2 separate regions of the Homo sapiens genome follow, and region 1 is linked to region 2. A link is an interaction called in ENCODE POLR2A ChIA-PET data of the cell type or tissue named here. Cell type or tissue: GM12878. All regions are shown on one strand. Links, peaks and the distances in the headings refer to the core of each region. The heading gives the core; the rest is flanking DNA. Region 1 overlaps CA10 (carbonic anhydrase 10). Region 2 overlaps MBTD1 (mbt domain containing 1).

What was found. Peaks named below come from ENCODE experiments on the same cell type or tissue, not always from the same donor. Only the 100,000 strongest peaks of a DNase experiment are listed, where the experiment ranks them.
Region 1: POLR2A ChIA-PET joins it to region 2 with 5 read pairs; 2 of 35 experiments call an interaction of 5 or more read pairs at or near these places.

Annotation. Positions count from the first base shown.
Region 1 is chr17:51,649,509-51,666,885 of GRCh38, reverse strand. CA10 (carbonic anhydrase 10) reads left to right here. Exons shown (of 9, transcript NM_020178.5): 5 at 13,150-13,245. Among named protein-coding and RNA genes, the nearest start is that of LINC02073, 220 kb to the right of the region's middle. In GM12878, for the core only: no CTCF peak of the experiment used is centred there; no DNase peak of the experiment used is centred there.
Region 2 is chr17:51,235,346-51,248,479 of GRCh38, reverse strand. The region is part of intron 2 of MBTD1 (mbt domain containing 1); the gene reads left to right. Among named protein-coding and RNA genes, the nearest start is that of MBTD1, 18 kb to the left of the region's middle. In GM12878, for the core only: no CTCF peak of the experiment used is centred there; a DNase peak (open chromatin) is centred at 9,989; H3K4me3 peaks cover 1,111 bases; H3K27ac peaks cover 1,286 bases.

The DNA.
Region 1 (17,377 bases), core at 4,107-12,106, 420 kb before region 2:
TCATTAGTCATCTTTTATAATCTTCTTGGGTGCTTTTCCCAATTTTTCAGAAGCCTGTGTTGGGATCTCCTATTCCCTGCAATCTGAATTGATACATCATTTTCTTATTTGCTTTTTTATTTTAAAAAATCACTAAATAATTTGTGGTGCCTTGTATAGTTAAAATATTAATACTCAGATATTCAAATTACTTTTAACTTGTCAAGTACTGGCACATGAGAGAGGTTATTAAATTTGAGTGATATGATTCCAGGATTAGGAATACCTGGCTCACCAAGAACCTGGGCAGGCTCTGGAAGGGCAGGAATAGGGGAAAGTTGGCAGGCAGTTGGTAATGTGATTTCTGGAAGAATCAGACACCACATTGAGAAAAGGCGCTACAGTAAAGGGTCACTTCCCTCTAGAGTTTTCAATCGAGTGTCAGAAACAAACCTGCTGTCATCAACATTCCCTACCCCTGCACGTACAACCCCCTTCTCCATCTTCAAACTTTGGATGACTTTCCACTGTTCTGAGGATAGACAATATTCTTACCAGGGTCTCCAAGCATGAATGTGGTCTGTCCTTACCTTTTTCTCCTGGGTCAGCCTACCTCATTCCCCTTCCCTTCTGGGCTCCAGCCTCTTCCTCTTACACATGGTCTTCCATGATGCTACAGGACACTTGCATATGTGCCTCCTACTGCCTCTAAGGTCTTCCCTCTTTTCATCTCCTCATGCCCAGCACAGTGCCTGGCACATGGGAAACACATACGGGTTTGTTGGAAGAATCAATGAGTGAAGGTTTGAGATATTTTGTTTTGTTTGGATTTGGTTTGATTTGACCTAAGCACGATCAAATGAAGAAACCAGGAGTCACAAAGTGGCTGCCAGGAGACCCTGGGACTAAGCTGCACATTCATATTTTTTGGCCATGGCCTTTGCCTAGCCTTCTCCTCTGTTGAGACAAGCAGCCTGGTCCCATAGTCATCCATTTGCAACCCCAGGCATAAACATGCTGCCTACTGAAACTTTGGTTTAAATATTTGGTTTCAATTCTACATACAGTCACATACCACCTAACAAGATTTCCTTCAATGACAGGCTGCCTATGTGACAGTGGTCCCCTAAGACTACAATATCGTATTTTGATTGAGCCTTTTCTACGTTTAGATACACAAATACTTACCACTGTGTGCAATACAATTGCCTATGGTATTCAGTACGGTAACATGCTGTGCAGATTTGTAGCCTAGGAGCAATAGGCTATACCATATACCATCTGGGTTTATATAAGTACACTCTATGATGTTCACACAATGACAAAATCACCTAATAACACATTTCTCAGAATGCATCCTGGTTTTTAAGCAACATGTGACTATAACTTAATTGACTTTGATGGAAACTCAAGAGGCAACATCCTATATTTCCCATCAGTGTTTTAGAAGAATGACAAAACCCTGTCCTTAAAATCTCCATGTTTTCCAGATAAAGACCCTGAGGTCTAAAAGGGAGCAGTGACTCACCGAGCACACCTACCTACTGAATGACAGAGCTGTCATTCAAACTCAGCCCCTTTGACTCCCAGCCCTGTGCTCTTTCTAATATTCATCCCCTACAGTCAATCCACTGCGGGTTTAATGGCTTTGAAATAAACCAGTGTGTGTTTCTGCTTATTAAGTATCATACTTTATGCAATTAATGTGTACAAAACCAAGCCTAGTTTTGTGAACAGTTTATCCAAATCGCTGCGCAGCTTCATTTATGAGAGGAGAGAAAACCCTCCTCTGTTATCTAATAGATGTTATGTGTCTAATTTTCCATGAATATATCAGTTAGGACAGTAGCCACCTAAAGTGACTCTTCTGAATTAACCCTGAGTGAATAAGATGGCTTTGGCAAGCAGTGTGTGAGGATTCAGTCTTTCCTTCCTCCAGGATGGGGACTAACTGTGAAGTGAGCTAGAAAAGTCTTCTCCGTCAACCCCTTGGTGTGCATCTACTGCAGGTACTGAGAGTCATTGCCCCTGGATATTTGAAAAATCACATTCCTCTCCAATTTAGTTATATCTATACCAGTGAAGCTATAAACTTTTATGAATAACTATAAGAGGATAAAACTTCGCATTGTGGTCTCCCGAAATATCATTCAATCACATTGCCCTCTGGACACCACATTGCTGAAGCTTTCAGAGCCTTTCTCAGCATCACAGAGACATGCTTTGGCCTGAATTGTCTCATGATCATCTAGAAGCTGTCTTCCTTGTTCACTCCAGAGCTCAGACCTCAGGCAAAAGACATCCCAGGCATCAGGTTGAAGCATTAGATTCTATTTTTTTTTTTTTTTTGTATACTTCATCCATTTAAGTGAGAAGTAATTCCACTAAAATGGATGTTAATTTGGTTAGCTCTATCTAAATACAGGTACTCCATATTGAGATGTTCATGTCCCTTTTTTTCTGCTTCATTCAATTGATGTGCTAGATCACATTGGAAGATTTCTCCAGCATTGATTTACCCTTAACTCCTGATATGAGCCCTACTTGATTGTAATAAATTATTTTTAATGCTGTTTTCCACTAGCTAGTATTAATTTTGGCTTTTTGCATATATGATCGTAAAAGATATTGGCCTATTTTCCCCTCAAATATCTGCTGGAATATACTTATAAACCCATCTAGACCAACGCTTTTTTTTGCGTAGGAGATGACCAAAAATAATTCTTGCCTTAACTCAAATGAACTACATAACATTAAATCTCTACAATAATTAAAACAAAGCGAGCCTTTATTAATACTATTTATGTGGGCTCTGGAATGACTTAATATTTAACAAAAATGCCCTACACATACCAGTACAGTGGTTCTCATGGGACAAACTCTTCCACAGAAATAGCAACAATCCTAAAAGAGAAAAGGTATTTGGTATGAGACATGTTCAGTATATCTATTTTCATAATACAAGAATACGAGCTACAGAAAGAAAAGACTGGCAAAATCTTCTTGGTAGTCATCTGACAATAAGATAAAGTAAGATGCAAATGTGAATGATATATGGACTGTCAAGAAATACAGTCCCAAAGTGTGAATGGCCTGACTTTGTTGTTATCTATGGAACTTAACACGTCACTTCATCATTCTAGGGCCTCTCCCTTTATCAGAGCCCCAGCAGCCAGACATTTCTAATAATAATCACTGCAACTCCCATTTAATGAGGGCTTACTTTGTGCCAGGCACTGCATTTGAAGCCTCCTTTATCCCATGTACACCTGAGCTCATTTACATGTTTTGGTTCATTTAATCAGCACGATTATTTGAGTGGTTATGTTGTCATCACAGTTTTGCCTGTGAAGAAATTGAAGTTCAAAGAAGACCAGAAGACCCAGGACTTGGAGCCAGAGCCTAACTCTCCTCATCCATGCCCTGTGTTGGGATGAGTTTGAGGTTGCAGGAGCATGGGGAAGAAATAGGCTTAACTAAAATCAGCAGAAGTTTCAAAAGGACCTGCAGACCTCATCTCTCATTCTTGGATGGTGGCAGCCACTGCCTACAAGTCACTTCTGGGAGGATCTAGACGTCGTGCAGGAGGCTCATCCCACTCTGGCTTTCAGCAGCTCCTTTATAAGAAGTTGAAGGATGCGAAGGCCTGGGGAAGGAATCGAGAAAAAGTGGTCTCGAAACGCATTCCAAGTTCCGGGAAAAAAAAAAAGCATCACGGAACTTCCCTGATTCTTTATGTGTTTTATCTCATCTGTTTATCTTGTTTACTTATACCCTGCCAAGTTCCTGAAAGACTGTGTCATTATCTTGTTTCACTCTCATGACAATTCTTAGATAGATGCATCCCTATATTATGCATAAAGAAATAATCAGAGGGGATAAGTAGCCCCACATTACTTGGACAGAAGAGGTATCTGACTAGGCTCAAGGTCTTGCATTTTCCAGCATGATCCTGCACCCAAATATATCACTCTACATTTGTGCAAACTCCCATACAACTTGATGAAAAACATGCTTTAAAATCCAAGTTGTGTTATCTTTTGGGGGAAAATAATTACATTCCATGCTGGTTTTCTAGGTTGGTATGATAGCCAGACCACATTTGGGGATCTTCTGTCAATGAAACTATGGAAAATTATTTTTATTTTTAGCCATAATTGCATTCCATAGCCTACAATGCAGAAAATCTCATCACCGGACAGACCCATGATAGTTACCAAACCTTAGGGTGAGAATGTGGTGGCTGGTAAACATCAAACTGTGTTCTTCTCTGCAGACTGTGTGTGCTCTTATGCATGAAGACAAACTTGTTAATGACTTTCTATAAATAAGTTCTAGCTTATAGTTGTTCCAGCAAAAGCTGCTGAAATGTGATCTCCCCTCAAATACAGAACACCTTTCCTTTTCTCTTTACTTTCCTGTAGAAAGAAACTATTTGCATATGCTAATGTGAAATGAATAGTCACTGTCACTTTTTGTCTGTGTGACCTCAGAAGAGGTGCTTAACCTCTCTGTGCCTTAATGTCTTCACTTCACCTATTTATTTTAGGAACAAATGTGGTAATATGGGTGAGCTGTTTTAGGCTATGGAATATACAGCATTCATCTCTGGACTTCTGGGATCTGGCATAGGGTGGGCATTTGGGACCTATACGTTGACTAGAATTCAGCTCATTTGAGTTGAATATGCCTTGAAAAGTTTAAAGGACTATATAAAGGTAACAATAGTAATCATCATCATTTAAAGGAAAGGGAGAGCTTAATGCTTAGGTTCTCTCAACATGTATTTTCCTATCTGTATAGAACACTTACTGGAAAATATATGACTGGAAGTTCTTTATTCATCTCCCAAATTTAAACTAGCAGCGGTCAGAAAACTACAGTCACAGACCAAATCTAGCCTACGCTGTGTTTCTGTAGCTTTACTGGAACCCAGCCACGCCCATTCTTTTATATTTTGTCCATGACTGCTTTCATATTATAAAAGCAGAATTGAGTAGTTGTGACAGGTACTATACAGTTGGCATAGAAAAATATATTTACTATCTGAATCTTTACAGGAAAAAGTCTGCTGACCCCTGAATTACAGTATGAGCCATTCGGAATGCATTTCTCTTTAAAAGTTCTCGCCTCATTCAGTGTCTGGAACACAGTGGGTGCTCCCCAATAGGTGACACCTTCCTCAAGTTTCCTTGGGAGAACAGACTCAATGTCGGATCCACAAAGGAGACCTGCACATACCTAACCCCTATTTCTGCAGAAGCTGAAGGCTGTATTATCTATTGCTTGCATAATAAATATTGCATAACAACAACAATAGTAGCTTACTATGGAATGGTTACTGCATGCCAGGCCTTGGGCTAAGTGCTTTTTTATATTCGGTTTTATAGAATCATCACACAGTGCTATGAGTATTAGTTATGAATTATTACTATCCCTCTTATAGATGAGAGACTTGCTCATGTAAGGGGACCCAAGGGTGAAACCAGGCTTTGCAACCCACGCAGCCCAATGTGATACTCAGTGTCTTGGTTCCCATTAGAGATAACCTTTGGAATTCCAGACTGTTCTTTAACCAGTTCAGCCAAGCGCCTTGTTCTCTCTGTCCCTTGGGACATCACACTTCATTGTACAATAGACAGCCTGCATTGCTTCATTCATTAACAATTATTTATTTCTGCCTTGATACAGTTAATATGTACCAGGTATAGGAGATGTCACAGGGGCCAATAAGATAGAGCCCATGCCTGGATGAAGCCTAAAGTCAGTCTAGGGAAAGAGGTGAGCATTCATCAGTCACACAACGAATGTCAAGCTAAAACTGTGATATGTATTTTGAAAAGTACAGAGTGCCATGACAGTGGATCATGGGGATCTCCCTCAACAGGTGACCCTTGAGCTGAGATACAAAGGAGTTCATAAGTAGGAGTCAAACAGTGAAGGGAGGGAAGTTTATTCCCTCCCTTCTCTGTTTAAGGGAAGGGAAGCATAAGAAACAGAATAAGCATGTGTTCTAGGAAAGGAGGAAGCCCAGTATATAAGGGAGGCTGAAAGAAAGACACTGAGCAGAGCACAGAAAACAAGGACACATGGTTAGAAAAGCCAGGGGCCCCAGATGTGCATCTTTATGTTACAGGCAAGGGGAAGCCACTGAGGTGTTTAAGCAGGGGTAAGGTGATAGCATTGTCACTGTGAACGCCACGTGTGGTCTTCTGTTCCAAGGCTGCTCTTTTGCGCTCACAAAAGGGCTTCTGCTAATGGAGCATCACGCTGAGAAAGGTGATCTAAGGTCTGAGAACACAGCCTGTTGCCCTCCTGAGGCATGAGGGGTGAGTGAGCAGCCCCCGGCATGCACTAGTGCATCACCTTGCTACCACAAAATGAAAACTCTGAGACCTGTGCAACTGAAGCTGCTCCCAGCTTAACCTATGACAAGTGTGGCTTGTGTCAACTTGGAAGCCTGCTTGCAGCAGGTCTGCTTATTTAACACAGAGGAGTACTTGTCTGTTAGCTTGAAAGCTGAGTTACCGGTCACCAAAGGCCAATGGTTTTCAGGCTTCCACTTCAATTAAGTGCATAGGAGAAACTTTGCCTCTGGTCCTAAGAAAATTCTAGGACATAAGTGAAATTCTTCGTTACCCTTAGGATGGAATCAAGACCCCCTACCTTGGCCTGCCAAGCTCTCCATGGTCTTCTCCTGCCTTCCAATACAATTTCTCCTCATATCACCCTCCCTTACTTAGGAGTTGTTCAATAAACACATGTTGAATGATTGGATCTATGAATGACTGTATAATCATGGGCAAGACATAGCTCCTCTTTGATCCTCATTTTCTTCATTTTTAAAAGTCATGGGCTGAGAACTAAGACCTTGATTTTCTCTAAGACCCCTTCTAAGATTCTATGAGATGCAGAATTGGTATTCATTCAGCAAATGCTTGCCAACATCTCCTCTGAGCCAAATCCCATCACCAGGGATGTGATGATGGATATCCATGCCCTTGAGATGTTTACCCAAAAGTAGACACAGACTCAAAGAGAATAGTTTCAAAATAGCATGTGCTTGAGTATGAACTCAAATAGTCACAGGAACTGGGCACAATCCCACCTCTGCCACTATCTCTCAGAGGCTTGGTGTCCCCATGACTCAAATGGAAATAATGGCACTAACTCATAGAAGTTTTCAAGAATTAAATGAGTTGTTTCTGCTGGCATCGTCTCTCACACAAAGAGGTGTTCGACAAATGTTGGTAATGATCATCCAAAGTGGTGATGATGACTAACTTTAACAATGATATTCAGCACTCATGTGACTGTACTGGGCGTCTATGGTTTACATCTGTTCTGATCACCCGGTACCCATCCCATTTTGGTTGCAAAGTATTTTGAATTTTGATTAGTCAGGGTTCTCCAGACAAACAGAATCAGTAGGCTATATACATAGATATATAAGAGGAGATTTATTGTGGGAATTGGCTCACAATTATGGAAGCCAAGAAGTCCCACAATGTGCAGTCTGCAAGCTGGAGAACCAGGAGGTGCTGATGGTGTAATCCCCAATCCCAAACCACAGGGAGAGAGGTGGTCGCTAGTGTAAGTCCCAGAGTCTAAAATCTGAAGGCCCAAGAACCAGGAGCTCTGATGTCCAGGGGCAAAGAAAGAGGGATGCCCCAGCTGAAGGAAGAGAGAATCCTCCACCTTTTTATTCTATTCATACCTGCAATAGATTGGATGTTGCCCACCCTCGCTGATAAGGCCAGATCTTCTTTACTCAGCCTACTGATTCAAATGCTAATATCTTCTAGAAGCACCCTCACAGGCACACCCAGAAATAATGTTTTTCCTGCTGTCTGGGCATCCCTTTGCCCAGTCAAGTTGCCATATAAAATTAACCATCACAAATTTGCCTCCTGGGTGAGAGCATCATGAGAGCAGAAGGGAGCTGCACTTGGTGTTCAGAGACAGTGTTTCATGGAAGGTGTCCTGGAGAAGGTAAGACACAAAGAGAATAGTTGCAAAATAGCATGTGCTTGAATGTGAACTCAAATAGTCGCAGGAATTGGGCACAATCCCAGCTGAACTATGAGGTAAAGAAGGGTAGGCAAGGCTTCCTCAGTCCCCACTTTGCCCTCCTCCACACCAGAGAGATCTTTCAAAAATGCACATCAGATCAATTGGTTTCTTATTTAACACCTGTGACTTCCTATTGTGTTTGGAATAAAATCAAAGCTCCTCACCATGGTCTACAAAGCCTTGCATGAACTGGTCCCATCTTGAGCCACCTTCATCCTTTCCCAGCCATTCCTAGCCGCTTGTCCCTATCTCAGGCTCTTTGCATTGGCCGTGTTCTCTACAAGTGATATGCTTCCCTCTGATCTTCCCATACCTGGCTCCTGGTCATCAGGATTCAGCTCAAATGTTAGCCTACCCAAAGACTTTTCACCAACCATACTACAGAATGTTGCCCCCACTTCTGCATCCTCGCCCCCATTCTTTCCACTACTACCTTTCAATCTGTAAGTAAGTCAAAATCTTGTTTTGTTTCCTTCAAAGCTATCTTTGCCACCATCTGAAACTATCTCTAGGAGGACAAAGACCTTCTCAGTCTTATTCCAATTGACCTCAGCACATAGTTGGCCCTCAAAGATTTTTTGAACAAATGAATTCCAGGCCCATGTAAAGGATTGAGGTGAGGTGGCCTTTCTGAAATGAGAAGTCAAGTCACATCAGATCATGGAGGACTTCTTAGATATAGAGAATGCACTGCATCATGGCACCAGCCATGTGGGAGCATCATGACAAGACTGGTAGTATTCTCCCTGGAAGACTGCCTGCCATTTCTCAGTCTTGCATTTCCAGGAAGCTTCTCTAGGAGGATACTCGCCTAAAACTAATTTAAAAAATCAAGATTATTAAATAATTTCCAGGAATCCAGGTTTAACCCTTTCACATGGTAATGCCAACTAAACTAGCAGAAGCCCTCAAGGCATCTCTTTAATGAATAGCTTAAATTCTTGAACTTGAACTTGGTGTTTAATTAGCATGTCATCATTAGCCCCCGAAGAGTTTGCTCTCATTGTCCCTGCAGTCTTAGTCAAATCATGCACTTGCTCAGACAGTTGAACAATCACTTATTGATCATCTGTTTCACATCAGACACTGTGATTACTCTGCATAAGCCTTAAAGTTGGGGCTCAGTTAAGGTATAGCTTAGGGCCCATCTAAATTATTCAAAATTCAGACTTTATATGGTTGAGATTTAAAAGTGTTACCTATACATGGCAAAAAGAAATCCATCCACAGGCATCACTTTCAGAACCCATCTGCCAATCTGATACTCTGTCCCTAGCAGGATGTGGTTTGCACATTGCTGCTCCCCAAGCCCAAAGTCATGGTAGGAGAAGCAGTGAACCCTGCTTTTCTCCAGACCCACCTGGACCCATGCATATTGTGAGTGGTTAGTGGGTATTGGGTTAGCATTATTGTGCCTGGCTAGGGAAGAGCAAAGGCAACAGCTGCAGGAACTGTGATCACCACCAACAAAGACCTGGAAGGCAGTAGAAAGGAAGCAGCACTTTTTCATGGTTAAGACCTGCTGTTCATGCATGAACTGATACAGGTCCCAGGTTATCTTTGATGCCCAAACTGTGTTCTTACAGCTGAGAACAAAAAGCCTGGTGACTGTCAAGCTGTCTCCTGTGCTCTTCTGTTGCTCCTAGATGTTCTGTTGCCTGGGGAAATCTCCTGGTGCCTCTTCAGCACACAAACATACACATTCTGTAAACTGCAAAGGCCTATAGAGCACATCTCTGCCTTAATAACCATCATCTGAAATTAAATACCCCCCAACCTCCACCTCTATTTTCTCCTGGCTCCAATCTACCCTCTTACAGTCCATGCTGATTATCTCATTCCCCTGCTCAAAGCCTTTCTATTGCTGACATTCCAGGGGTCCTATGATCTGGACTCAGCCTGTTTTCCAACATAGGTGATGCATGTGCTCCTTAACCCACCCAAATTGAAGTGGAGAAGGGGTAAACAGCCAGACAAAACAGGACTCTGCTCACCAGCCAACAGTATCTGCTATAGCAGCACTTCTGAAACTTTAGCGTGCATCCAAATCACTAGGAATTTGAGAAAATGCAGATCTTGATTCAGGAGACCTGGGATGGGGCTCCCGATTCTGCATTTCTAACAAGCTCCTAGATGCTGTGGCTGCTGCTGATCCCTAGAGCGCACACTGTCATCTTATTAACATCTGACTGGGGGTCAGAAAGAAAATGCTCAAAACTCATATTCAAAATAGCTTTATTTCTAGAATGTATTAACTATAAATTCACCAGTTTTGTAAAGCAAAAGATCAATTTCATGTGGTTCAACCTAACACAATAGACAGTCCATCAACAACTACTAATAGAAACCAAAGCTCCTGATATCAGAATCCTAGCCAACTCACCTTGGAACAGAGAGGAGGCATGACTTCAGATCAAAGTTTTAAATGTGTTAACTCAAGCTTAAAGCACAGCCTCAGCCCTGTACTTGCCAGCTCCTTTCTTACAGTTCCTGGCTCCCAAAAGAACCCCACCCTGAGAGGCAGCCCATGGCCCAGGAGACTTCTTCCTGCCTTTTTCTGCCTTGCAAGCTGGACAGAAGGATCACTCCACTGGATTGCCTTTCATGTCCCTCCTCTGTTCAGAACATGCTTTAACTTCAAGGCATGTCTGGAAGCACTGGCACATCCCCTGGCAGTTTTGTTGGTCACCTGTATCAGTGGGAAGAAGTTAGCAGATGGCAGGGTGTGTTTTGTTCTCATTAGAAGCTTACTCAGCACTGGAAGGGAGGTGTGCTGAGTGTGTGAGAACCCCCCAGTCCCTGGTTCTTCCACCACCTGGCAACATTTCTCCACCTGCAGAAAGTCCTGGTTGTGTGGGGGTACAAGGGAGGGGGGATTAAAAGTCCTGCGGAGGCAGAGCAACGCCTGGCCTGCGGTTGCCTTTCTGATGGCAGAGTAGCTACTATAGAGTCATCCATCTCCACTGGCAAAACTCATAGGTGAAAAAGCAATAAGCAAATAGGATATTTCAAGAGCAGCAGTAACATGTGCTCTCTTCATGAGAAGTTCCTCTACACCTCAGGAGGCTCAGGATATTCTCAGATTCAAGGTACTGTCCATCTGACTAGGCATTGATGGGATATTAATGTTCATTGATTATGTTCCACTTGTTCTGAAGTCCAACTTCCCTCTAGCTGGTAAGCTTTTGATGAATACAAGTATCATCCCAAATCAATTAAATCAGAATGTGAGAAGGCATAGACAGGCACAGGTGGGCTTTAAAAGCACCCAGGTGATCTGGATGCACAGTGAAGGTAGCAAACCACTGGGTTAGATATGGTTTCTTTTTCTCAAAGTTCAAGGAAAAGCATCTTTTTTGATCATCACATTTCTCAACTTCTAAAACTTCACCTTTTTTAATGCAATTCAAGATATTGGCAATAATGAGTACTCTCTTACACTTTCAGAGTCACAAATCACTTCTACATGCACTATCTTATTGGATTCTCAAATCAGCCTGTGGAAAATGCTAACACCATTACAGAAAGATATATGATGTGCTTGCTGTGACATTGTTTATAAGAGACAAAAAAATGGAAACAACACGAAAGCCAGCGAGAAGATGGTTAAATATGTTATGGGTGTTTGTGCAACTGAGAATTCTATAGTTATTTGGAAGACTTGGGGAGATCTATATGCATTGGCTTAGAAAGATAGCTACAAACTACTTTTAAATTTTAAAAAATCAAGTTCAGAATCATAATTATTAATCATCCCTTTCTGTTTTTTTAACAGTTACTGTGGACTAGGGAATTTATTATTTTTTATACGCTATGTGTGTTTGTGTGACTTATAAGCACAAAACAAGTAACCACAAGGATGTACACTAAACTGTTAATAGTTGTATGTATAGCATGGACTAGAATTAGAAAGAGGTGGTGGGGGGGGCATCACGTTTTTTACTTCTATATTTTAATTTGTTAAAAAATTATGCTTCTGGCCGGGCGCAGTGGCTCACACCTGTAATCCCAGCACTTTGGGAGGCCAAGGCGGGTGGATCACGAGGTCAGGAGATGGAGACCATCCTGGGTAACATGGTGAAACCCCGTCTCTACTAAAAATACAAAAAATTAGCCTGGCGTGGTGACATGCGCCTGTAGTCCTAGCTACTTGGAAGGCTGAGGCAGGACAATCACTTGAACCTGGGAGGCGGAGGTTGCAGTGAGCTGAAATCGCGCCACTGCACTCCAGCCTGGGTGACAGAGCGAGACTCCAACTTAAAAAAAAAAAAAAAATTAGGCTTCCATACTGTTAAGAAAAAACTGTTTTAAAATCACAGCCCTGAGATGATGAATTTTAAGGAAAGATCATCATATCCATTTTTCAGAGGAAACAATTGATCCCAGTGATGTGGGGTAACTTGATCATGTGGCTAAAAATTGCTGGAGCATCTGTTTGAACATATATGTATGTTTATACACGATTTTTAAAAATGAATTTAAAAAAATTAAGTAACAGGAAAAAGGCTCAACAGGTGGACTGATCCTTATTGAATGAGGAGGAAATAAAGTCCTACACAACCAGATGACCGGGACAGGCTGGTGCATCAGAAGCCTGATCCATCAGCTACTACTGCATCTTGCAGGCTGGCCAGTTTCATCCCAGTCATGGCTGACTCAGGACCTAACAGCTCCCTGTTTGCTCCGAGGCTGCAAGGAAGATTTACTGGCTGCCAGTGGCAGCTGTTGGTGGTGCAGCAGGGACACAACATCCACCCCTACAGGGCAGTTCCGTTCCTAATAAGGAAAATTCACTTTACACACGCTTTAGGGGAAATGTCCTGGGATGGAGCCAGAGCCAGATGGGCTCTGAGCTTATGAAAAGCATGCTTGTTACCAGAAAACATTTGCAAATATGTATGGGTATTTTTGTGTGCGTGTACATGCATTTTACACACATATGCACACACATCCCTCTGAAATCCCTTCAATTAAAATTGTCTTCCAAATTGTTCCTCAATATACTTTGCAGTTCACCCTTATGTAGGGGCAGGTGCTATGCCTCATACCTTTTAATGTTGGATTATTGTTCTGATTCTTGTTTTTCCCTCCTGCCAGGTGCAGCTCATCCACTATAACCATGAGCTATATACGAATGTCACAGAAGCTGCAAAGAGTCCAAATGGATTGGTGGTAGTTTCTATATTTATAAAAGTAAGTCTCTTGCATTCCTTCATTCTTCTCACCATCCCCACCTCAATCAGAATACCAATTTACGGTCTCTGTTGGAGTTAGAAATATTAAAAGGGGTGCTATCCATGCCTAAGAAAACTATGGGATGGTGCCTTTTATATACATGAGATTTATGAAAAATGAGGCCCCCTGCAGTGAGATGCAAAAATGATAATCTCCATTTCAGAGCATCTGGGCCTGAGGATTCAAGCAGCTTCTGTCCTAGAAAGAAAAAGGGGGCTAGATCCAGGGACAGGCTTTAGGACCCACCTAATGCAGTGAAATCAGAAGGATATAATACTAGAAGGGTGGGTGGCTCACTAATGCCCCACAGGATTAAAGTCCTGTTCACCATTCAGCTGCCCCTTGTAAACATAGGAAGAAGTGAGATGTCTCTCCCCTCCAGGCACTGCACTAAATAGCTCCTTCCAGCTTCCTCACAATTGCTCTGAGCATCATCTTTCTCTCTCGCTCTCCCGTTCCTTCATAAGCCTCCCTGGTAATAAGATTACCCACACTGACTTTATGACATTTTGAGGAAACTCCACATCTCCCTAACAGTCAACAACGACAACATAAAATCTCCAACCAATCACATTCTAATTTGTTTAAAAAAAAATACTAATTACCTTTAACATTTTAGCAGATGTAGAGAGAAGCAGGTATGCAAATTTTTTAATAAAAAAAGAAATTGCTTTTCTAATTAGAAAAATAAAAATTAAAAAAAAGCAATGTGTGGCAGTTCCAAACATTAGCAGTCACCATGCTAGCCCCTGGGGATGTTTTGGCCAGATCATTAGAGAAAGTGCCCCAATCGGAATTGGGAATCTGATGGAGATGATCAATAGATCAAAACTGCCACCAGGGAATTTTAACAGGGCTGTCATGATGACATCATTATTACTCAGAAGAATGGGCACCTGGGGCACTGATCCCTCTCCCCGCCCCCACAAAAGAATTACCCCGTGCCATAGGCACTTCACCCTCCCTGGTCATCCATGCCATGCCCCCTCCTAACTTCCTCACCCTCCCCTTGGTCAGATCAGGGCAGACCTATGCACTGGGCAGGGGCTGGATGGGGCATCCATGGCATGTTGCTATCCCTGGCCACTAACCTCAACCTCCTCTGGTTTGTCATTAACAAAGAGAGGAAGGGACATTTGGCCAGGGAAGCATATTTTTAGGCTTTCATGCCTTTGTGATACTTGACATGACATCTCAAAGGAAACTGGTCCCAGCACAGATTCTAATGGTATCTCCTGGCATCATCACAAACCCTGGAATAATAAACAGTAGATTTCTGAATGCCAGACACTATGATATGTATTTTACATCTATTTTGTTGTTTAGTAATAAACTCAGAGGTTGAACATTCGTGTTGTATCTTACAGATGAGTAAAATTATTCAGAGAACCTTTGGGATTTCACCCAAGTTCATGTCGCTTATAACAGCCCAGCCAGGAGAGGATCCAAGTCTTCCCTGACTTTAATACTCATGAAAGAATGGCTTACTCATTCTATGCCTCTCCAATAGAGCTGGGAGAGAGCAAGTGAGGGCAAGAAGGGAGTACATGACATTTTAAAACATTCTTCCCACACTCCCCACAACCCCATGCTACTCATAAGCACAGGGCAAATTCCTGTATCTCTTAATCAAGCCCTGATTATGGCATTGATAACCAATTTGTACATTCAACCTAGGCTGCACTCACTGTGAAGCCGTAGATAGGTCACAATATTGTCATGTGTGTCCAGGAGCTCACTTCCCCCTATGACTTTCCCAGCACAAATCCTGCCTGCCCCAGCAATTCCTGTCCTTTGGAGAGTGTCTCGGCCTTGGTCCTGACTTTACCTCATGTGTCTGAAAACTTGAGTCAGTGACTGTCATTCTGGAGGCACAGGCACATGACAGCTGACAGAGTGACGGATACACTGGGAAGCCAACAACAAATTACTGGTGTGTTTCACAAGCTCCTACAGAAATGTTCATTCCTACCGAGCTGGTGACTAGCAGCTGGGGTTTGCAAGTCCTAGTTGCTTGCCCACAGGCTGTTGAAAGAAACTTAGGCTGTAGACCCTGAGGTCAGTGAAGGGATAATAACTAGCTCCTGCATCTTCTCAGGTCAGTTTAGCTCCTAGGGATGAAGCCATTCTTTCCCTGAGCAGACCTGAAACTTTCTTGCTAGATCTCAAAATAAGCCACAACATTTCTGTCTTCCCTCCATATAATCAACTCCCAGAAAATCAACTCCACCATGAGTTATTTAAGCTGTGACTGACCATTCACTCATCTCAAAACTCTGATGGAGCATGAGGTACTACAGGCCAGCCCTCTGCTAGGCACTGGTATCCAGAAGTAAGATGAACAAAGCTCTTGGTCCCTAAGGGTGCACAGCCTCTTGTAGTTGTCCTCCCCTCCTTCTGAACTCTCTGCCTTCCCTTCCCAGCAGGGTGGGCAGGAGTGGGATATGACAAGCCCCACATCCTGGTAGTTTAGTCCTAGAGTTATCACCCTGGCTAAAAGCTGAGCCGTAGAAAAGCTGGAGTTACTCTCTAAAAGGAGATACTTGCTTATCTATGAGTTTTATTTATCTCTGTCCTCCACAAATCCCCCACCCTTGCTGTGACCACAGGGAACTGAGATTTGGCTGTAATTGCTGCTCAATCACACACCATTAACTTCCCACTTAAGCTCACTTATACCAAGTACATATTTTATCCTCTCACCCACGCAGCCAACACACTAGAGCCCACAAATCATCTGTGTGCACTTTGGAAATTTTTCAATTATTTTTAATCAGCTCAAAATGGTCTGCTCCCAACGCAAGGGCTGACCAGACTCACCAGGTACCAGGAGCTCAAGGCACCCAGGAAGTAAGGTACATAACAGATTCCTTACCTGCCACGACAATATATTCCTAGCCATCTTTCTTTCATGGGGTGCATCAGCACCAGGAGCAGGCTTCAAGCTATCTTTTAAATGGCTGAAGAGGATGTCAAAGTAGATGTTGAATATAGCACTGAGGGGAGCAGCAGTATTCAATTTGGGACTTTTTCTATTTAGGGATGGACTTTTACCTCCACTGGGCATTGTCACTCACCAAGCTCCCTTTGGTGTGTGTCTCACCACAACACAGCCAGGAAACCGCAAAAAGGGAGACAGATGGAGGGAAAATAAACAGTCTGTGCTTTCTCCAAGCTAAAATTACCTGTTGCTTATCTAATAATAATAATCATCTGCTGCAATTTTTCCAACCCTCAGATAAATCAGATTTAAAATGTTGATGTGTCACAACATCCGATTAGCCACTGAGACATAAATTACAGAGCAGAGCTAAGCAAGGTAGGAGAGAAATGACTAGGATGAACAATGGTACCCCAGAAAAGGCTGAGTAAACAGGTGTTTTTAAGAAAACCCTTTTCTTATGTAGGGCCACATCACAGTCTCATCAATGATGGTTCCCTGCTGAAGCCCCTGGAAACCTGGTTTCTTCTCCCAACAGAGGAATTTGAAGCTATAAGGGCATAGGCATAAAATGGGAACTGATCCCTGAACATCTGGTACAATGTTTGGCCCATAATAGACCCTCTGCAAATATTTATTTGTTGGGTGGGTGGCTGGCTGGCTGGCTGGCTGACTGGCTGGCTGGATGGATGGATGGTTGGTTGATTGAATTACATGGCTTATGATATACTCAATTCATGCAATAATGAGCAGTGATACTTTTCAGTTTTTTTTTTTTTCCATTTCCTTATACCTCTATTCTGGGTACTCTTTATGTCTCACCCTCTACGTAGATGAATTTCCCCTTCCTAACATGTCAGTCCCTACCTTGCTTAAAAGCCTGACATGATCTGGCCCCTGCCAATCTTTCTAGGCTCACTTCCTATCCTTCCCCATACCCTCAGCTCCAAGTACACTGAAGTCTTTGCATGAGCATGCCTGGTTCTCACTTCCCCATGTCCGTGTATGTAAAGATTTTCTGTATGAAATGCTTTTCCTTGCCTTTCATCCCTTTTCACACTCTATCACCAGAACGCTTTGTTAACTTCTACCCATCCTCTCAGACTCATGACTTAGATTCTCAGGTGGTGGCTGGTCTTCCTCCAACAT
Region 2 (13,134 bases), core at 5,023-13,022:
TGTTCAACAGTATGCCTTAATTTTTAAAAGTTTAATGGGTAAAAGGGAAACACAAATTGCAAAGTTTCTGGAAAATGATGATAAGAAAAGTACTACATAATACTACATACCAGAATCTGTGGAATACATTTAAAGCAGTGAGCAGAGGAAAATTCATAGCCCTAAACACTTACATAAATGAAAATAAATTCCCAATTCAGAAATGAACAAAGTAAGCCAAAAGCACAAGGAAGGAAATAAAGATAAAAGTAGAAGTTAATGAGTTAACAGAAGAACTATACGTCTAGTTGATGAACCAATCTTGGACCCTTGAGGGAAGAGTCACATAATAGATGAATCACTAGCTAATTTAACCAAGTGGGGAAAGGGAGAAAGCACACATGAAATTTTAAGAAATAACAACGGGAAAATAACATTGGATACAGAGGAAATTGAGAACTATTTTAATACAGAACTATTTTGCACACCTCTGTACAAATACATTTCAAAACCTAGATGAAATGGATAATTTCTTAGGAGAATACAGTTTAATAAAATTGACCTCATTAGAGATTAAAAGAAAATAAGACCAATTTTCCTAGAAGAACTAAAAATTTGTCAAGGAACCATCCCACCAAACACCAGGCCTAGATGGTTTCACAGGGGAATTCTGCCTGACCAGATACTCCCGATGCTACATGAGTATAGAAAATGGAAAGCTAATTATTTTTGTGACGTAAGAGTAATACTGGACTGTGTGCAGTGGCTCACGCCTGTAATCCCAGCATTTTGGGAGGCCAAGGTAGGAGGATCACTTGACCCCAGGAGTTTGAGATTGGCCTGGGCAATTGTAGTGAGACTTGATCTCTACAAACAACTAAAAAATTAGCTGAGCACAGTGGCCTGTGCCTATAGTCCCAGCTACTTGGGAGGCTGGGGTGGGAGGATCACTTGAGCCCAAGGGGTGTTGAGGCTGCAGGGAGCCAAGATCGTGCTGCTGCACTCCAGGCTGAACGATAGAGCAAGACCGTGTCTCCAAAAAAAAAAAAAAAAAAAAAAGTAATACTGATTTCTTAGCCTGATCAAGATAGCTCAAAAAATGAAAATTACAGAGTTATCACATACAGATACTAATGAAAAACTATTACTGTGCAGTCTCTCACACTATATTACAAAAATACATTTTGATGAGTGAGTTTTATACCAGGAATACAAGGATGATTCAGTATTTGGAAATCTATTTATGTAGTTCACCATACTAATCGGTCAGAAGAGAAAAGTTGTGTTCTCTTTATAGAAGCCGAAAAAGCCTATGACAAAATTCAACACCTGTTCCTAACAAAAACTTTTCAGAAAATAGGAATGGATGAATACTTCCTTAACATACAATATTTTTATTTTTATGAATACACACATATGCACATGTACATAGCCTTAACCCTAAAGCCAGAATCTTATTAAGAAACACCACAATCAAGAATAGAGTAAGGATGCCCATTTTCTCCATGACTTAATATTATACTGGAAATATGAGTCAATACAGATAGAAAAGAAAACAAATGGCCAGGTGCAGTGACTCACACCTGTAATCCCAGCACTTTGGGAGGCTGAGGCGGGCGGATCACCTGAGGTCAGGAGTTCAAGACCAGCCTGGCCAACATGGTGAAACCCCGTCTCTACTAAGAATAAAAAAAAAAATTATCTGGGTGTGGTGATACGTGCCTGTAGTCCCAGCTACTCAGGAGGCTAAGGTGGGAGAATTGCTTGAACCCTGGAGGCGGAGGTTGCAGTGAGCCGAGATTGCACCACAGCACTCCAGCCTGGACGACAGAGTGAGACCCTGTCTCAAAAAACAAATTAGAGACATAACAGTGGAAAAAGAAGAAAAGATTGTTTGTTAGTGACGTGATTGTTTATCTGGAAAGCCTTAGAAAAATCAGTGACAAAACTACCTTCAAACAATTCAGCGAGGTAGGATATAAAATAATAAACCTTTGTGTAGTGAGAAAATAACCAGTTAAGAAAATACAACAAAAGAGAAGATTACAATAGCAACAACAAAACATAGATTGAGCATCCCTAATCCAAAAACCTGAAGTCCAAAATGCTCCAAAATTTGAAACTCTTTGAGCATGGACATGACACCACAGATAACCACATAGGCAACTGAGATAGTGACACCTTTGCTTTCTGCTGGTTCAGAGTACACAAACCTTACTTGATGCACAAAATTTTTTTTATACTGTATAAAATTATCTTCAGGCTATGTGTATAAGTTGGATATGAAACAAGTGAATTTCGTGTTTAGACTTGGGTCTCATCCCCAAGATATCTAATTATGCGTATGCACATATTCCAAAATCTGAAATGTTTCTGGTCCCAAGCATTTTGCATGAGGAATACTCAAACTATAATTAAATTCCTAAGGATTTACTTCCTTAAAAACGTTGTTAAAAACCTATGTGAAGCAGGCTATATAAAACATTCCCAAAAGACACAAAGCAGACTTGAACAAATGGAAAGACATCCACTGTCCTTGAGACATATCAAAATGTCACTTTTTCCAAAGTTAATTAGAAATTTAATGAGATCATAATATAAAAAGACTGATAACTTTTTGGTATAGAGTTGAACTATCTAATACTTGAAGTGCACTTGGAAAAATAAACATGCAAGAATGTAAAAACATTAAAAGATTTTTGAGGGGGTATCTAGCTCTGCAAGATATCAGAATACATTCCAAACCCTTGATGATTCAGAAAGCAAGACATTGGCACAAGAACAGACCAGGGAAATAGTGTGAAATCCAGAAATGGACACAACTACATATGGAAACCTAGCACTTAAAGTGGTATTTTAAATCACTGAGATAAAGATGGACATTTTGATAAAGGATGTTGGCGCAACTAGATAGCCATTTGGAAAAAATATTAGAACTGTTCTTCATGCTATACATAATAATAAAGTCCAGACACATTAGATCTAAATATAAAAACTATACAAATACCAGGAAAAAATACGGGAAAATTTTTCTGTACCATGCTTCAGGAAAAAATTTTCTGACTCATAATCAAGGTACAATGAAATAAAATACTGATACATTTTGCTATCTCAGATATTTTAAATGTATGGGGAAAAGCTTCATGTGCAAAATCACAATTTTCCATACATACAGATAAAGGGTAAATGTAAATTTCTCAATGCCAAGAACTTTGAAGAAAATTAAGACTAAAAACCCTAAAGAAGAAAAAAAGTAGGCACATAAAACCACACAAAATAAGATAACAAAAAAATCCTCTAGGGCCGGGCACAGTGGCTCATGCCTGTAATCCCAGCACTTTGGGAGGCTGAGGCGAGCAGATCACGAGGTCAGGAGATCAAGACCATCCTGGCTAACATGGTGAAACCCCGCCTCTACTAAAAATACAAAAAATTAGCCGGGCGTGGTGGCACACGCCTGTAGTGCCAGCTACTCGAGAAGCTGAAGCAGGAAAATCACTTGAACCTGGGAGGCGGAGGTTGCAGTGAGCCGAGATCATGCCACTGCACTTCAGCCTGGGCGACAGACTGAGAACTCCATTAAAAAAAAAATGCTCTGTAGAACTGCATTAAGTGCCCAGATCTTGGCTTTCAATACCAGTTCTTTGCTAATAAGGACTAGAGTTCCTTGGAAAAATTATTGATTTCAGGGCTGGAGCAGCATAGGTATAAAATGAGCCTGGAATATCTTGATAAGGAAGAAAGTAAGGAATTCCTCAAAAAAAAGATGGAAGTATGTCAAAAGGACACAGGAGGTCTGACATGTTGGGTCATGCCTGTAATCCCAGCACTTTGGGAGGCTCAGTGGGGCAGATCACTTGAGGCCAGGAGTTCGAGACCAGCCTGGTCAATATGGTGAAACCCTGCCTCTACTAAAAATACAAAAATTAGCCTGGCTTGTTGGTGCACACCTGTAATCCCAGCTACTCAGAAGGCTGAGGCACAAGCATCACTTGAACCCGGGAGGCAGAGGTTGCAGTGAGCTGAGATCATGCCACTGCACTGGCAACAAGGGGAGACTGTCTCAGGAAAAAAAAGAGGACACAAGAACCAGTTCAGGGACATCATTGTGGCCACATCTGGCATATTTTGAGCCCCAGAATAAGAATAGTGATGAATGATAAACCACTGGGAAAAAAATAGAAGTTAGTGAATTCATACTGATAATGAATAGGTAGGTATGTCAATAAAAGGGGGTTATGACAGGATTTCTTGCTGACTGATAAAAAAGTGCTGGAGTTGGGAAATCGTTTTGCAGCCATCATATTAATGTTTGGTTTGGCACAAGTTATCATTAGATGCCAAATTTAAGAATGGCGGTGAGATTTCAGTGAGAAACAATGTGGTCATATTTCAAAGTGTGTCCCTGAGGTTGCCGATTGGTTGCAAGGAGAAATACGTAGTATACAGTGGAAAACTGGACTACACCTTAACAAAGTAATCAACATTAACATCACCAGTGAGAGACAGATAGGAATCTTGTGACTCTGGTTACAATTTCCTGAGGACAAATGTAATATTATGGGGTACATAACCAGAGTCTCCTAAGGACACAGACACATCAGATGAACCTCAAATGAGAAGCATTCTGTTAAGGGGGAAGGGGCTTGCTTGCATTCTTCAAAAATAATTTCAAACGAAACACGTCAGTGTACACCTGTAATCCCAGCTACTCAGGAGGCTGTGGTGGGAGGATCGCTTGACACCAGGAGTTTGAGTCCAGTCTGGGCAACATAGGGAGACCCTGTATCTAAAAAAAATTAAAACTAATCTTCCAGATTAAAGGACACTAAAGAGATAGATACGACTTTTTAATTTTTATGTGATCCTGGTCTTGAAGGAGGAAATGCTATAAAGATATTGAGTCAGTTGGAATGTGGATGGTGAATTAGGGAAAAGTATCATATATTGTCAGATTTCCTAAAACTGATAACTGTGCTCCAGTTATAAGAAAATGTTTTTATTCCAAGGAAATGCACATTGAATTATTTTGTGATACGTAACTTTCAAATTATTCAGAAAATCTATGTGTTTAGAGAAGAAAAATATGGGGCAAAATATTAGTAATTGTTGTGTTTGAGTAGAGTACACAGGACTTCATTGTATTATTCTTCTAACTTTCCTGAAAGTTCAAAGTTACTTCCAAATAGAGAGCTTAAAAAAAAAAAAAAGACAGTGACAACTATACTGGCATACCATTTTTCATCCATCATTTTGGGAAAAATTCAGACACTTGGCAATACATTCCCAGCACCTCTGGGGAAACAAGCACTCTCAATATTGCTGGTGCAAATGATTACATTTCTTTGGAGTGGAATTTGGCAATATCTAACAAAATTACAAATACATATATCCTACACAGCAATCCCATTTCTAAAAATATACCCTGGAGGTATACCATGCACAGTATAAACACACAGATACATAAGTTCGCTGCAGCGTATTTGTAATTGCAAAACATTGAAAACTAAATGTTGAAACGAGAGATTTGTTGAATAAACATACACAATGGAGTACTATGCAGCTGCAAGAAGAATAAGGAAGATGTCAGTGCACTGAAATGGAATGATTTCCAGGGTATATTTCTAAACAAAAACACAGGAGAGAGGAATATAGTATGTGACTTTTGTGAAGGAAATGGAAATAAGAAAACATATATATAGCTGTACATATACTGTTTACTTTTTCAAAATGTACACAGGAAGAATGAACCGGAAAGTGATAAAGTTGGTTACCCGCTTAACAGGGTGGGTGGTGAGGCAGGGAAAGAAATGACATTTGAGTTACACCTATTTGTATATTTCTTTATTTTTGCAAGAAGGGTGATCTTCCCAGTAGTCCCCCCAAAAAATGAAATAAATCCAATAAGGATGATGGAGGAGACTAAAAACCAAAAGAAACCAATTCTAACTTATTTCAAATCAGTAACAACCACATTGAAATAAATAATCCAAGGAACTTTTATACTCAGTAGTCAGTCTAGAGAAAAGTGACTGCAAAGAAATACTAAACTCCAACAGTTTTTTTGTAGTGATATGCTGTAATGCTTCTGTAACTATTTAAATGTCTAAAAGGGTTGAGCAAATGAGTAGATAGGTTTTGTTAAGAGCCAGCATTCTGTTGAAAAAGACACAAATGTGAAGTGTGGGAAAGTGAGAAAAAAACCCTGTGGGGATGGCTTGGAGTTGGGGATTTAAGTGTGAACTCATAATTTTCTAAAATACATGTGTGTATATATATGTCACATACATGTGTGTATACTTTGTCCAGTGGAAAGGCCCAGAAGCAAAGAGATACCCAAATAGCAATAAGTACATTGAATACCTAGATCTTTATTTCTTATATCATTCCCCACTAAAAGATACCAAGGCTGTTAGGAGAAATGTTTGGTTCCAGGGCTGGGACAGAGAAATGGTTATAAGATAAGCCTGGAGTATCTTATTATGCAAGAAAGTAAGGAAATGCTCAGAAAATGATAGAGGCATGTCAGAATGACACAGGAGTAGGCTTTAAGGGGCTCCCACTGGCCTACTCTGGGACAGTATGATCACCCAGATAATTAAGGACAATAACGAGTTATAAAACCTTGAAAAGTAGGCTGGGCATGGTGGCTCATGCCTGTAATCCTAGCACTTTGCGAAGCCAAGGCGGGCAGATCAGTTGAAGTCAGGAGTTCGAAACCAGCCTGGCAAACATGGTGAAACCCGTCTCTACTAAAAATAAAAAAATAAATAGCCTGGCATGGTGGCAGGCACCTGTAATCCCAGCTACTTGGGAGGCTGAGGCAGAAGAATTGCTTAAACCCGGGAGGTGGAGGTTGCAGTGAGCCAGGATAGCACCACTGCACTCCAGCCCGGGCAACAGCGAGACGCTATCTCAAAAAAAATACAACATTGAAAAATAGAAATCCATGAGTTGATACCAATAATAAATAAAAAGAGAAAAAAGAGAGCTGTTTCTTAGAGAATGCTGACTGGTGAACGTGCAGGGAATGTTGGGGTTGGGAAATCATCACAGTGAGAGACTGGGCAAGAATCATTGGATCCTAAATCTTGAGTGAAAATTTAATGAGCTGAATATTTGCATTATCTTTAAAGTGTCTCCCCATAGATTGCTTATTAAAGAAAATAGTAAAAGTACAGTGGAGAAACCAGACCATATCTAGACCAGGTCATTAAAATTAACACCAGCCAGGTGCAGCAGCTCACACCTGTAATCCCAGCACTTTGGGAGGCCAAGGCAGGAGGATCACATGAGGCCAGGAGTTTGAGACTAGCCTGGCAACATGGCAAAACTCCGTCTCTACAAAAAGTACAAAAATTAGCTGGGTGAGGTGACACGTGTAATCCTAGCTATTCAGGAGGCCGAAGCAAAAGGATTGCTTGAACCCTAGAGGTGGAGGTTGCAGTGAGCCGAAATCACGCCACTGCACTCCAGCCTGGGTGCAGCCTGGGAGACCCTGTCTCAAAGAAAAAAAAAAATTAACATCACCAATAAGGGGTGGATGGACCTCGTGCCTCTGGATTTGATGCCTTGAAAATTATAGCATCAATTAGGCAGTGCAACCTAAGTATAATCCTGAGGGCACCTAAAACCCAAAACAAGGAAATTTTTTATTTTTTAAAAGAGGAAATCTATACAGAAGAATTCCAAATACTTAATATGAACATTCCACTCTCAAGAAGGGGAGTATATAACTCCCTGTTCCTTAAATGTGGGGTATACATAGTCACTTTGTTCCAAAGAGTATAGTTTAGGAAAGGATTCAGAGTAACTTCACAGCAGAGAAACCTGATAAACACTACCTCAATCAGATAGATGATCAAGTTCAACGTCAGCATTGATAAGTCATGTTAGTGTGTATCGTTGAAATGCTCTGATACAAAGGACACTTTACCTCTGCCATGTACCTGCCAAAAACATAACCCCAGCCTGATAATGAAGAAACTATCAGACAAATTCCAATAGAACAGTCAGCAAAATATCTGACCAAGATTCCTCAAAACTGTCAAGGTCATGAAAAACCAAGAAAACCTGAGAAATTCTCACAACCAAGAGAAGCTGTATGACAACTTAAATAATGAAAACTTAGGGTGACTAAATGTACTGTGGGATCTTGGAACAGAGAAAAGAACAGTAAAAATGAAGGAAAACTGAAAATGTAGACTTTAGTTAATGACAGTGTACCTATCAGTATTTCATTTATTGTAGCATGTTCAATACTAATGTAAGATGTTAATAGGGGAAACTGGGCCATATGGGAACTCTACTGAATTTTCACTTTTACCATAAATTTATTACTTCTCAAAAAATAAAGTCTTTAAGAAAAAAAGACTTTTGAGAACAGTTATAGATTTATAGAAAAAGGGTAAAAAGTCTTAAAGGGACCGCATTCTTAAAAGACATCAAATATAAAAAAAGATAAGGTCTCCCTCTAGATTAAAGACTAAGGCACATGACAAATGAAATATATGACCCTGGGCTGAAGAAGAAAAGAAGATCTTGTAAAGGGTGTTGTTGAGTCAGTTGACGAAACTGGAGGACGGATGGTAGATCAGATGAAAGTATTGGGTTAATGTTAAATTTCTTGAAGATGATAGCTGACCTATGATTATGTAAGAGAATATCCTTATTACTAGGAAAGGCACATTGAAGGATAAGGCAATAGTTCTCAACTGGGATTTTTTTTTTGTTTTTTTTGTTTTTTGCTTCCAGGGGACATTTGGCAATGCCTAAAGGTGTTTTTGGTTGTCACCGCTGGGGGATAAAGGCGAGTGTTACTGCCACAAATGATGCTAGACATCTTATAATGCACAGGCTAGCCTCCTACAAAAAAAGCATTTTCTGGCCCAAAGTAATATTGCCAAGGTGAAAAAACCCTGAGCTATGCTTCTACTTCTGATTTAGAGGTAAAAGGGCTTAAAGCATATAAACCATTCATTAATGGTTGAGAGGGAAAAATATACGTGTAGAGAGGAATAATTGGGAGAAAATGTTAATCATTGGTCAGTCAAGATAAAGGTTGTCTAGATGTTCTTTGTATTGTTGTAACTTATAAATTTATAAATAAAAAGTTAAGTATTTTATGGTAAAAACCTATAACCATCCTTAAAGAAAGTGATCTTATAATAAAGGACATGATCATATAATAAAGGGCAGTAATTTAAATTTAATGAATTAAGTTTTATGAAAAATAAAAAGTGTATTAGTTGATACAAATAGACATTTGCTCTTTTACTGTCTATCCCCTAAACTGTTTTTATTCAAGTTGATCCAAAAAAATTGTTTTTTTAATCTCATTGGGAAATGAGGGGCCATGTTGTTTTCACGCTTATCCAGTTCATTGACTTTTTTTTTTTTTTGAGATGGAGACTCGCTTGGTCGCCCAAGCTGGAGTGCAGTGGCATGATCTTGGCTCACTGCAACCTCCTCCTCCAAAGTTCAAGCAGTTCTCCTGCCTCTGCCTCCCGAGTAGCTGGGACTACAGACGCACATTACCACACCCAGTTAATTTTTGTATTTTTAGTAGAGACAGGGTTTTACCATGTTAGCCAGGCTGGTCTCGAACTCCTGACTTTAAGTGATCCATCCACCTCAGCCTCCCAAAGTTCTGGGATTACAGGCATGAGCCACCACACCCGGCCCACTTCATTGACTTTTATCACAAGTTTTGTTTAAATTGCTAGTGTTTATATAGTACATAAATAGTATTTACAGCTTCCCAGCCAGTCACTGTACTGTTTCCTTTCTGATACAACTTTGTTTCCTGCAGTTACTGATTGGTTCACTTTTTTCATTTAGTCAGTGTTGAAAGTGCCTGTTGCCTTTTTCCCCATGCTGCTGCAACAAGCTCCAAACACAAAGATTCATATTTTTCCTAGAATCCTTCCAGAGCCATCATCCATCTTCTTTTTCTAATACAATCTGGTTGTTCTCTAAACCCGCTATACAGCTGTAACGCTGAGACATCCCTTTATCATTGCTTTAGAAACTCTCGTTACCTCTGTGCTGTACTGAATCATGTAGTTCCTAAATCAACCGTCTTCCTCTTTCTTGGTTACTTTGATGTTATAATGAAACATATCTTCTAATCATCTCCTGAGAAAAAAGTGAACATGAGAGCTAAGTTTTTCGAAGGGGCTTCAGGGGCATATCTGAAAATACATTTTCTACCATTAGACTTGGTTGATAATTTGGCTGGCTATAGATTTTTTTAACAGCCTTATTGAAGTAAAAATTGACAAAATTAAACTGCACAGAAACATAGGTGTACGCTCATGAAACCTTCACCACAATCTAGGTAGTATAATCCTCATCTCTAAAAGTTTCCTCATGCTCCTTTATAACTCCCCTTTTCCACTCCTGGCCCCCACCCCATCCCCAGGTAATTACTGATCTGCCTTCTGTCACTATACAGCTAGTTTGCATTTGTAAAAAGAGTCATACAGTAAGACGTTTTTGGGTCTGGCTTAGGTTATCCACGCTGTGTATATCAATAATTCATTCCTTTTTGTTACCAAGAAGCAAAATGAAATCATTGTATGGACGTACCACAATTTGTGTAATCCCTTATTGATGGGCATTTAAATTGTTTCCAGTTTGGGGCTATGATGACCATTGGTGTTTATGTCTTTGTATGGGTATATGCCTTCATTTCTCGCAGATATATATGAGTGGAATGGATGGTAGGTGGTTGTTTAACTTTTTAAGAAACTGCCTGCTTTCCAACATGCTTGTACCATTTTACATTCTCATCCACAATGTATGAGAGTTCCATTTGCCACACTGACTGTAGAGGACTTTTATAAATTTTAGTCATTCTAATAGGTGTGTTACAGTATCTTGTGGTTTTAATTTGTGTTTTCTCAGTGACCGCTGATGTTGAGCATCTTTTCATGTTGTTACTTGCCATCTGTATATCTTTGAATTTCTGTTTAGATCTTTTGCCTCTTTTTATGAATTGGGTTATTTCAGTCATTGAATTTTGATACTTCTTTATGTTTCTAGATACAAACCCCTTATCAAATCTGTGATTTGCAAATATTTTTCCCAGTCTGTGCTTGTCTTATTCTCTTAAACATTGTCTTTCAAAGAGCAGAAATGCTTCATTTTGACAAAATGTAGTTTATGAAATTTTTTCTTTTTCTTTTTTTTTTTTTTTTTTTTGAGATGGAGTCTCACACCATCACCCAGGCTGGAGTGCAATGGCACGATCTTGGCTCACTGCAACCTCTGCCTCCTGGGGTTAAGCGATTCTTCCACCTCAGCCTCCCGAGTAGCTGAGATTACAGGCACCTGCCATCATGCCCAGCTAATTTTTGTATTTTTGTAGAGACAGGGTTTTATTATGTTGGCCAGACTGGTCTTGAACTACTGACCTCAGGTGATCCGCCCGCCTCGGCCTCCCAGGTGCTGGGATTACAGACGTGAGCCACCGTGCCTGGCCGAATTTTTTTTCCTTTATGGGTTATATTTTTTTTGTCATAGCTAAAAACTTCTTGCTTAACACAAGATTGTTAATATTTTTCCCAGAAGTTTTATAGAACTCTTACGTTAACTTACATTTAGGCCTATGAACTACTTTCAGTTGATTTTTATATATGATGTGAGGTATGGATCAAAGTGGTATTTTGGCATATGAATGTCTTAATTCTTCCAGCACCATTCGTTCAAAGACTATTTTTTTTTTCTCCACTAAATTGCCTTTTCAGCTTTGTCAAAAATCAATTGACCGTATATATCTATAGATATATAAGCAAACAGAGAGAGGTGATGGAGGTAGGCCTGTGAGGGCAGCAGAGGCCTCCCTGCCTCGGGCCTTGTGCCACACCATTGAACTGTGCCACATGCTTGGAGGGCCAGAAGATGAACAAGACTAACCTTGATGAGCAATGCACAAAGTGGCATAAAAAACATAGGCCAGACGCAGCAGCTCATGCCTGTAATCCCAGCACTTTGGAAAGCTGAGGCGGGCAGATGACTTGAGGCCAGGTGTTTGAGACCAGCCTGGCCAACATGGTGAAACCCTGTCTCTACTAAAAATAAAAAATTAGCTAGGCATAGTGGCACACACCTGTAATCCTAGCCACTCAGGAGGCTGAGGCAGGAGAATCGCTTGAACCCAGGAGGTGAAGGTTGCAGTGAGCTGAGATCATGCCACTGCACTCCAGCCTGGGCAACAGGGTGAGACCTCATCTCAAAAAATAAAAACAAAAACATAGTGTCATTACATAGTGTGAACAAAGCAGTGTGAACAAAACACTGGGGATATAGATATCTATAGGTAGAGATGTGAATCTATAGATATATATAGATTCTGTAGATATCTATATAGATATTGACATATCTATAGGTATGTAAATCTATAGATATATATATACACTCTATATGTATCTATAGATATCTATATATAGACCCATATATACCCATAAATAGACATACATATAGAGAGAGACCGATAGATAGATAGAGGTCTATTTATGGACTCTTATTCTGTTTCATTGATCTTTTTGTCTATATTCATGCTAAAACCCTACTGTCTTCATACTGTAGCTTTATAATATATCTTGGAGTCAGGAAGCTTTAGTCTTAACTTTGTTCTTCTGAAATTTGCTTTGGCTATTCTAGAGCCTTTGCAGTTCCATATGAATTTTAGAACAAGCTTTTGATTTTTACCCAAAAATCTGCTGTGATTCTCATTGGATTGTGTTAAATCATAAATCAATTTGGGAAGGACTGACATTTTAATAATGTTAATTTTTCTGATCCATGAACATAGTACGTCTTCCTAGTTTGCTAAGAATATTTTTCAGGAATCAATGTTAGATTTTTGTCAAGTGCATTTTCTGCATATTTCAAGGTGATTATATGGCTCCTCTTTGGTCTGTTAATGCGGTGAATTTATTGATTTTCAAATGTTGAATTAGTTTTACATTCCTGGAAGGAACATACTTGGTCATGCTAAGTTCTTTTTATATATTGTTAGGTTCAATTTGCTAAAATTTTGTTAACAATATTTTCATCTAGCTGGGCATAATGGGTCACACCTGTAATTCCAGCACTTTGGGAGGCTGAGGTGGGTGGATTACCTGAGGTCAGGAGTTCGAGTCCAGCCTG